Linked DNA regions of Homo sapiens: region 2 is linked to region 1. A link is an interaction called in ENCODE POLR2A ChIA-PET data of the cell type or tissue named here. Cell type or tissue: Panc1. All regions are shown on one strand.

Region 1 (5,000 bases):
GCCGAGATCACACCATTGCACTCCAGCCTGGGCAACAGAGTGAGACTCTGCCTTAAAAAAAAAAAAAAAAAAAAGAAGCTGACAAGAAGACAGAACTGACAGGAAGTAGAAGTGGACTTGAAAAAGGAGATAAATGCATATAAGACCAGGCCCTAAATGGCTAAGAATTAGGGACAGGCTGCTGTCCAGGAAGTGACAGATGGCTGTGCTGGTCCCTCTGGGAGCAGACACTGAACAGGGCAGACCAAGGTTCTCACCGAAGAAGGTGGGTTCCATGTTTCTGGCCATTTTCCCATGGAGTGTGCACCTGGGAGGCTGATTCTTGGACCCTGGGGGTTTGCTGGGTGCCTGACGCAGCCCACGAGGGCAGAAGCTCAGTGAGCACTTGCTGGTGGAGAGCACTGAAACCAAGTCTCAGCCACGGAGCCCAGGATGGGGCCCAGGCCAGAACCACCCACAGCCGATGCCCTCTCCTGCTGCCACCACACTTCCTGTGGTCTCCGTCACCCTCTACGCACTCAGGCTGCAGAAGCAGCAAGCTGACCTCAGGCCTAGACCCTGCAGGGAAAATGCTCTTCCAAGATCATGACCTCCTAATCGATAAATTGAACGGGCCCAAAAAACAAGCATCCTCTCTCTACCTCTCAACTGTATCTGAAAATACCACCATGCCCTTGACCTGAAACGCTCCTAGTTTTGTGACAGTATCTGACTCACTCTCTAAGGTTCTGTCTCAGCTCCTCCGCCTGTTCTTCCTGCTCCTTACACACAGATGTTTTTGAGGGTCTCTCCCTCCACAGGACCTCCCTCCGTGGGATCCTTTGCTCTCATGGCTCCAGGGAGTGTCTGCCTGTGAACCTGACGTGTCCACCAAATATCATCTCCCCAGCAGTGACCCTGCTCCCACTCATACATCCCTTGTAGACTCAAATGGCCCCCTCCTGGCCTCTACAATGCTGCCAATTTCTATCATCAACCTCTAGTTCACCCAGATTCAAACCCCTCATCTCCCTCAATTCCTCCTCTTCTTGGCTTCCCACATTAGCGCCAAACATTGTAAATTGCTGCCCCCATAGTTGCTGAATCCCACCTTCACTCTCACTGTTTAAGTCATCACTTGCAAGGCCACTGCAAGAGTCTCCAAGTCCCTTAGATCTCAGCCCACTCAAACAAATCTTCCTAAAACGCTCTCATTGAGATTTTTTTTTTTTTTTGGTAGAGGTGGGGTCTCACTATGTTGCCCAGGCTATTCTCAAACTTCTGGCCTCAAGCAATCCTCCCACCTTGGCCTCCCAAAGTGCTGGGATTTATAGGCATCAGCCACCTCGTCTGGCCAAGGCTTTTTTAAATTTTGAAAATCTGTAATTCAAACACGTACAAAAGAGTCACATATTTTCAACACTCAAACTGTCAACAGTTTGGCACATTTGTTTTTGGTCCTTTTATTACACAATAGTCAAATAGCCAGAGGACTGGAACAGACAATGCAAAGAAAAAGTAAATGCAAACAGTAAGTAAACTTGTAGGAAAAGAAGCTCAACCTCCCATGGAGACAAAAGGACATAAAAGAAAAGCAGTAATGAGATCGCACGTTGCACCCTCCAGATTGCTACAGAGTCAATACAGAGATGGTGCCTCCTGTCTACACACAGGAAGCGGAGAGCAAGTACCAACGTGGCTGGTGGGATCTGAATCCGGCAGCTTCGGGGAAATGAATGGCAACTGATCCAACAATTCCACCCCTGGTGCGTGAGCCCATAAGAATGAGTGCCGGCTAGGCACGGTGACTCACGCCTGTAATCCCAGCAGTTTGGGAGGCTAAGGCAGTGGATCAACTGAGGTCAGGAGTTCAAGACCAGCCTGGTCAACATGATGAAACCCCGTTTCTACTAAAAATACAAAAAATTAGTCGGGCATGGTGGCGCATGCCTGTAATCCCAGCTACCCAGGAGGCAGAGGCAGGAGAATCGCTTGAACCCAGGAGGCAGAGGTTACAGTGAGCCAAGATCGTACCACTGTACTCCAGCCTGGGCAACAAGAGTGAAACTCCACCTCAAAAAAAAAAAAAAAAAAAAAAAAAACAAGAGCACCAGTAGCAGAAGGAGATCCATAACGGGTATTTATGACAGAGGTGCGGCCACTTCCTGCCACTCCAAATCGAGTGCACAGTCATTGACAAAGGTCACTTAGGCAGACCACTCTGATATGTTTGCACCATGAACCGTTGTTACACAGCAATTAAAAAGACGAGGTAGAACCACATCAGTGAGCCTGGAGACACTTCCACAAGCATTCAGCGGGGAGAGCACGACAGAATATGAAAGGAGAGCCCATTCTAATAAAATAATGGCATCCCCAAAGATGCAGACATACAGGTCAGTGCAGGCAGGGAGGTATGGAACTACTCTGGGTATATCATCCTTCAATAAAAGATTTAGGATTTTTTTTTAAGTATGTAAAAAAAAAAGACGCAGAAAATTACAAGTGTTGGCAAGGATGTGGAGAAACCGGAACCCTTGGGTATCACTGATGGAAACGCAAAATGGCACAGCCGCTGGACACAGTAGGGTGGTTCCTCAAACTCAAAATGATCGTACGATCCGGTAATGTACTCAACGCTACTGAACTGCACGTCTTAAATGGTTAAGATGGTAAATTTTAGGTTTTTGTATGTTTTACCACGATTAAAAAAAAAAAAGTTCAGAAGAACATGCTCCAGTCTAACATCAGTTTGGGAAGGGAGAGAAAAAGGAGGGGAGGAAAGGAAGAGGACAGGCAAACCCAAAATACTCCCCCAAACGTGTCGGGTGAAGTTAGGGATACGTGTGTCCAGATCACAAGGTCCAGCTGGCAGGATGTTACTGTGGTTCCCTTGGGGTGGTAGGAGTAAGGAGACTGGCAAATCTTTATTATTATTATTATTATTGTTATTATTTTGAGACAGAATTTAGCTCCTGTCGCCCAGGCTGGAGCGCAGTGACACAATCTTGGCTCACTGCAACCTCCGCCTCCCGGGTTCAAGCGATTCTCCTGCCTCAGCCTCCTGAGTAGTAGAGATGCACCACCACGCCCGACTAATTTTGTATTTTGTATTTTTAGTAGAGACGGGGTTTCACCGTGTTGCCCAGGCTGGTCTCAAACTCCTGACCTCAGGTGATCCGCCCGCCTCAGTCTCCCAAAGTGCTGGGATTACAGGCGTGAGCCACCGTGCCCAGCCTGGTACATCTTTATGTGTACATATCAGGTGTCATTCAGATTCTTCTCGATGAGCAAGCACCTAGCAATTATTTACGCCACTGATCTTTGACAAACTACAGTGAGAAGAGATGCCTTGTGTCCTCAGAATGGAGGTAAGAGACCCATGCAGATGGTCAGGTTTCCCTTTTGCTCTTTGCAAAAATGTGCAGTCACCTGCTCCTGGGCCACTCTGAACCCGCTGTCCTGTCATCCACAGCAATTTTCTCCCTGGACTCTAGGAATCAGTCCCAGAAAAGATTCCAAAGGCCTCATAGTATCCAAGTTTTGAGAAGAAATGTCTGCAGAGTCACGTTACCCACAGAACGCTCTCTTCTACCTCCACACCCAAGCCTACCATCCCCACGGCCCCACCGCCATGTGTCCGATGCCGAGATCTGGGAAGTCTCCTGGACTCCAGCACTAACTTCTTTCTTTCTTTTCTCTTTTTTTTTTTTTTTTTTGTTGTTGTTTTTGAAATGAGGTCTCACTCTGTCACCCAGGCTGGAGTGCAGTGGTGTGATCTCGGCTCACTGCAACCTCCCCATCCTGGTTCAAGGGATTCTCCTGCCTCAGCCTCCTGAGTAGCTGGGACTACAGGCGCATGCCACTGTGCCTAATTTTTGCATTTTTTGTAGAGACGGGGTTTCATTGTGTTGGCCAGGCTGTCCAGCACTAACTTCTGATGGGTGGCCATGCCCATCTTCCCAAAGGCTCTCTTCCCTACTCCCTTCCTCGGATCCTCTCACCTGACCTACCCACCACCGGGTGTCACCTCCCCTGACCTCTCCATCACTGCCCTCCAGCCCTTGGCATGAAGTTCCTGGACTGAGACACTCACACACGTCCACCCATCCGCCTGTCCACCTGTCCACCCATCCACCCATCCGGGATCTCACCTTTCCTCCCTCTCCAGCTGCATTTCCCCCCACCCACAAACCCTCAACCGGCTGTGCTCGGGCCCCATGCAGACTGAACCACCTGCAGTGCCCCTCACACTGCTTCATACAACTGCCCTTAGGTGTCTTCAATTCTCCCCCTTGGGAGGCTGTCCCCGCCACCCTGTCCCCCACGCGAACTCCTACACATCTGCCAGAGCTCCAGCAAGTCTTTCTGCCCTTTACTGGCAAATTCCAGCAAATGCAGGGCCCGCCCCTAGTAGGACAGAGCAGTGGTTTTCAACCTGGGTGATTTTACTACCCTCCCTCCTTCACCCCAGCGTACCCTGGGAGATTTGGCAATGTCTGGAGACACATGTGGGGCTCACAAGTTGGGGTGGCGTCTGGTGGGTGGGGGCCAGGGATATTGCTAAACGCCCAGCCACGCCCGACACAAGCCTCACATCAACAATTCCCCTGCCCTATGTCAACAGTGCCATGTTGGGAAGCCCCAGCGCAGAGTGAGCTTCAGGTGAAAAGACGCAGGGTATTCCTGGGACAAAACCATCTTCACGTGCCCAGAAGCACCACCTAGGACCCAACACCTGTGACCCTGTGTCAACTCCATGGCTCTCCCAGGCCAGAGGGAGGCAGTGGGTGGGGCGTTGGTGCTCACCCCAACACACTCATCAGCCTCTGGGTTACCCCGAACGAGATGTTTACCTCTCTGGGCCTTAGAGTCCCTGTTTATAAAACGAAGCATTGAAAGAAATCAGCTCTTCCCCCGAAGTGGCCTTGACGGATTCTTAAGGCATTTGAAATCATGTCTGAGCTGGGTTAGGAAACATCATATCCCCTCCTAGAGAGTCACAAACGCATCAGCATCTT
Region 2 (5,000 bases), 770 kb after region 1:
AACCCCACAGTCAGGTTGAAGTACATTGTGGGATACTTTTGGGGAGCTACAGAAGTGCTCTTTAGTTTGCTATGTCTGTCCCTATCTGCTAAGTCCCCTTGACGTACAGTTTATCTCTGTGTGTGTGTGATATTAAGGACAACAGAGGTCATCTAGTTACCCAGCCTTGTAGTTTACAGATGAGGGCAAGAAGTACAAATATTCCCAAGGTTTTACCTGTGCTTAGTTTTGGCCTCTCTGCTACAAACAAATACAAGAATGAATTGTCTGAAAATTTCAGTGTTCATACACAATATAATCCTAAGTAGAAAATCCTTAATGAGTTTTGACTCCTTAGCTAGCATTTCAGAGATGATTTAGTTTTCATGCACTGTTTTAGTTCCTACCAAAATATTGGTTGATTTTTCTCCATATTAAAGTGTAAAAATAATTTAACAGCGGCAGAAGTTTAACAAACAAGGCATCATCAAGAAACAGTGGTTTTGAAATTATTGCCCATCATCTGAGCCTGTGCTTCAGTACATTCATAGTTACATCATCTTTCTGAGTGTTTGTATGTAGCCAGTTATTTGTATATCTTGATTGTAAACACTGTGAATAGTCATCTGCCTTCCTACCATTCCCCCTTCATGCTTCAACATCTGATAGAAGGTGATTTAAATCCTTTCACACAGACCCAGATGCTGATGTTATCTCTTGACAACAGTCTTTTGAATTGAATACCACTCATAGGTTTTGAAAATGAGCCTCTAACCTTGATCCTAGTGCCTACAAGCAGTAAGCAGCCTAGTCAGATGGATGTGGCCATGGTCTTCTATTTCTTTCATCTACTTAACTTCTCTTTAAAAATTCATTATGCTAGTTCTGGCCGGGTGCGGTGCCTCACACCAGAAATCCCAGCACTTTGGGAGGCCGAGTCAGGCGGATCACGAGGTCTGGAGATCAAGACCATCCTGGCTAACACGATGAAACCCCATTTCTACTAAAAATACAAAAAATTAGCTGGGTGTGGTGGCACATGCTGTAGTCCCAGCTACTCAGAATGCTAAGGCAGGAGAATTGCTGGAACCCTGGAGGCGGAGGTTGCAGTGAGCCGAGATCGCACCACTGCACTCCAACCTGGGTGACAGAGTGAGACTCCGTCTCAAAAAAAAAAAAAAAATTACTATTCCAGTTGTGAGCAGATCCCTCCAGAAGTCTGCTATATATTGGATGTACCAGTAGTTCCAGGTATACCCATTTGGAAATGCTAATAAATGTGATGTTACCACCAACAGGATTCTGTGTCCCATTTAATTTTTGTTTTCAGGTTTTTTTTTGTTTGTTTTTTGTTTTGGAGACAGAGTCTTGCTCTGTTGCCCAGGCTGGAGTGCAGTGGTGCCATCTCAGTTCACTGCAACTTCCGCCTCCTGGGTTCAAGCAATTCTCTGCCTCAGCCTCCCAAGTAGCTGGGATTACAGGCGGTCGCCACCACACCCGGCTAATTTTTGTATTTTTAGTAGAGACGGGGTTTCATCATCTTGGCCAGGCTGGTCTTGAACTCCTGAACTTGTGATCCACCTGCCTTGGCCTCCCAAAGTGCTGGGATTACAGGTGTGAGCCACCACACCCAGCCCAGGTATTTTATTTTGTTTTATTTTTCCTCTACCTGCCCCTTGTTTTAAGGTATTTTAGAAATGGGAGTTGTGTGGCCACCTGAGGGGAGCTGTGCCACAGCCGTGGTCCTTCCATAGGTGGATTCAGGCCCCACTGAGAGTGGATGCAGAAGACGACCCTGTGGATTTTTAGGTCTGTTCAGTTCCAGCGCTACACTAAAATACACCAAGGTTGGGAGAAGGTGTTCCAGGATCAAACAAGAGTGGATACTTTATCAATGGCAATAAGAAATTTACTTGCGAGGCCTCACTCTGCCCTCTCAAAATGAAACAAAATGTTTAATGACTCAGTGCATTTGGGAGATGTGTATAGGATGGTGTAATTATAAAGTATATTCAGTCCTTTCTTTCTCCTGAGAAGAGTCTGTGGAGTCAGTATTTCAGTTTTTCCCCTTACCCACTGGTCCCCATGTCAGAGCAGAACCCTGGGATACATGAACCTTGATGGCCTGAGGCCTGGTGGTATACTCTGCTTTAGGTTTTTCTATACCTCTTTCCTGGCGTTTTGAGCTGTAATGGCTGTAAAGTTATATGGATAATATATATAGATATGTAAAATTCTTAGATCCTTTTTGTTTGTTTGGTTTTGAGACAGAGTTGCGCTCTTGTTGCCCAGGCTGGAGTGCAGTGGCACGATCTCCGCTCACTGCAACCTCCACCTTCTGGGTTCAAGCCATTCTACTGCCTCACTCAGCCTCCCGAGTAGCTGGGATTATAGGCACCCACCACCACACCCAACTAATTTTTGTATTTTTAGTAGAGACAGGGTTTCACCATGTTGGCCAGGCTGGTCATGAACTCCTGACCTCAGGTGATCCACCTGCCTCTGCCTCCCAAAGTGCTGGGATTCCAGGCATGCGCCACGGTGCCCGGGCATTCTTAGAGTCTTATGTTAAATAGGGTAGAGGCTTGAAATATTACAAGATATTTCCTATCTAATTTCATTTTTAAAATTTCATTTTGTTGTAAGCTGACAACTTATAATTGTATATATGTATGGAGTACAAAATGATGTATGATTCATTAATACAATGTAGAATAATTCAAGCTAATTATCATTTTTTATGATGGCAACATTTGAAATTTACTCTCTTACCAATTTTGAAATGTACAATACACTGTTATTAACTATATTAATCATGTTGTGCAGTCGATCATTTAAAAAACCCAGTTATTCTTCTTTACTGAGATTTTGTACCCTTTGAGCATTAGCTCCCCATTCCCCCCACTGCCCAGCCTCTGTAACCACTTCTCTTCACTTCTGTGAGTTGGGTTGTTTGAGTCCACATGTAATAAGCACATGTGGTATTTGTCTTTCAATTCCTGGCTTATTTAACTTAGCATAATATTCTCCAGTTCAATTCATGTTGTTGCAGATGACAGGAGTCTTCTTTTTAAAGACTGAATAGTAGTTTTATATATATATATACACACACACACACACACACACACACACACACACACACATACACATATACACACACATACATACACACACACCACATTTTCTGTCTCCATTCATTGTTGATAGGCACTGAGGTTGATTCCCTAACTTGTTTATTGTGAATAGTACTGTGATAAACTTGGGAGTGCAGGCTTCTCTTTGACAAACTGATTTTAAATATTTTGGTAAATTCACAGAAGTGGGATTCCTGGATCTAATTTCATTTTAATTGAATTAAATTTAATTTCAGATATTTATCCATGAAGTTGGGTAACTATGACTGGTACAGAAAGCTTATCTTTAGTTTTGATTTACCTGTGTAAATAAATACAGGTTGGGCATCTCTAATTTGAAAATCCATAACTTTTTGAGTGCTGACATGATGCAGTAAGTAGAAAATTCCACATCTGACCTTTGTGACAGGCTGCATATATTATTAAAATGTTTTATATAATTACCCTCAGGCTATGTGTATGAGGTTTATATGAAACATAAATAAATTTTGTGTTTAGACTTGGGTCCCATCCCCAAGATATCTCATTATGTATACCCAAAGATTCCAAAATCTAGAAAATTCTGAAATCAGAAACACCTCTGGTCCCAGGTATTTTGGATAAGAGGTTACTCAGTCTGTATCTGGAGTTAGCTTTGATCTTTGAAGAATAGTGATCTTTGACCCCATTGTCTGTCCCTACCCTTCTCCCTTGAAGTCAGGAATGATCAAAGCCATTATGACTGTGTCCCCAAGGTCTTAGCTAAGGTGACACGTCTAACAGTCATTGTCCTGTAAGTGGAGGTGGGCTCAACTGGCAGAGTTAATGCCTCTTTAAACTGGTTGGTGAGCACACTTGAAGGGAGATAGTGATGTCTCTGGGAGACGGTGTTCCCCCCTCTGTATGCTTAATTAGTGTCTGACTACCAATTAAAAGTTTTATGTATACATTTCTGAATTATACAGTAAACCTCTAATGTTCAGACAACTCTTAACCTTATTATCACCATGTTGTGGAAATGCATGAAAAGTTTCTTCAGAAAGTATCTTTTTAAGCCATACAGTATACACATGTTAGCCACTTCATCCCAAATTTCTGGAGAAACTTGGTTGGCTATATTGGCTTATAGAGTAAGAATTTTGATCTGATTTCACTTGGTTCTGAATCAAGAGCCCCCATGACTAAGCAGTTAAATATATGCAGGAGGTTACTCCTCTTCTCTCCAGCAGATTGTTTTGACTTGGCAAAGTTATTTATTTGCTAATATCCATCTTTGTACTCTGTTGAGGCTGTCTTTGGCCTTGATATCTCTGTCACATTTGATAACACAGAGGGACAGGAGTGGTCTGTTTTGGAGGCTTTGGGGACCTGATAATCCCTGCTGTGAGCTGGTGGCAGGTATCATCAGCTGGTGATCAGTGGGACAAAGAAGCTCTTTCCTCTGTATCGTAGGTGAATTTACAGTTGTTCTGTCTGGCTTGCAGGCCACCTCTGTGTGAAGGACTCTCTCTCTCTCTCTGCCCTAGTCCTATTGGTATTTATGAACTATCCAGATACCCCCTCGATTATTATTACTATTTTTATGTTGTGGAAAAACATTGCCCTGAGGCTGATATTAAGACTGTTTCTAGGAAAGACTCAGGCTATTTAAATTGATAAAACACTAAATTAATAATCATGAAAGATCTCTAGGAAAGGAAGTTTCCATCTCAACGTTAGACCCTGTGTCTGTGTTTGGGCAGACTGTGTTGTGTGTTGCTGATGACAACACAGTTGCCCTTCAACAGCAACTTTTTCTTGGCCTTGCCTGTTTCCATTGCCTTCCTTTTCCCCTAGTCTACCGCTTGTCAGTTATCTAGTTCTGAGTGTTTCATTTCAGTTATTTTAAATTTGTTAAATCTCAACAGA

The links. ChIA-PET counts read pairs that join two places held together with the same protein. Peaks named below come from ENCODE experiments on the same cell type or tissue, not always from the same donor. Only the 100,000 strongest peaks of a DNase experiment are listed, where the experiment ranks them.
Region 2: POLR2A ChIA-PET joins it to region 1 with 17 read pairs; 1 of 35 experiments calls an interaction of 5 or more read pairs at or near these places.

Annotation. Positions count from the first base shown.
Region 1 is chr1:9,328,403-9,333,402 of GRCh38, reverse strand. All of the region lies in intron 1 of SPSB1 (splA/ryanodine receptor domain and SOCS box containing 1), which reads right to left. Among named protein-coding and RNA genes, the nearest start is that of SPSB1, 38 kb to the right of the region's middle. In Panc1, no CTCF peak of the experiment used is centred here; no DNase peak of the experiment used is centred here; H3K27ac peaks cover 780 bases.
Region 2 is chr1:8,562,955-8,567,954 of GRCh38, reverse strand. All of the region lies in intron 4 of RERE (arginine-glutamic acid dipeptide repeats), which reads left to right. Among named protein-coding and RNA genes, the nearest start is that of SNORD128, 71 kb to the right of the region's middle. In Panc1, no CTCF peak of the experiment used is centred here; a DNase peak (open chromatin) is centred at 621; H3K27ac peaks cover 409 bases.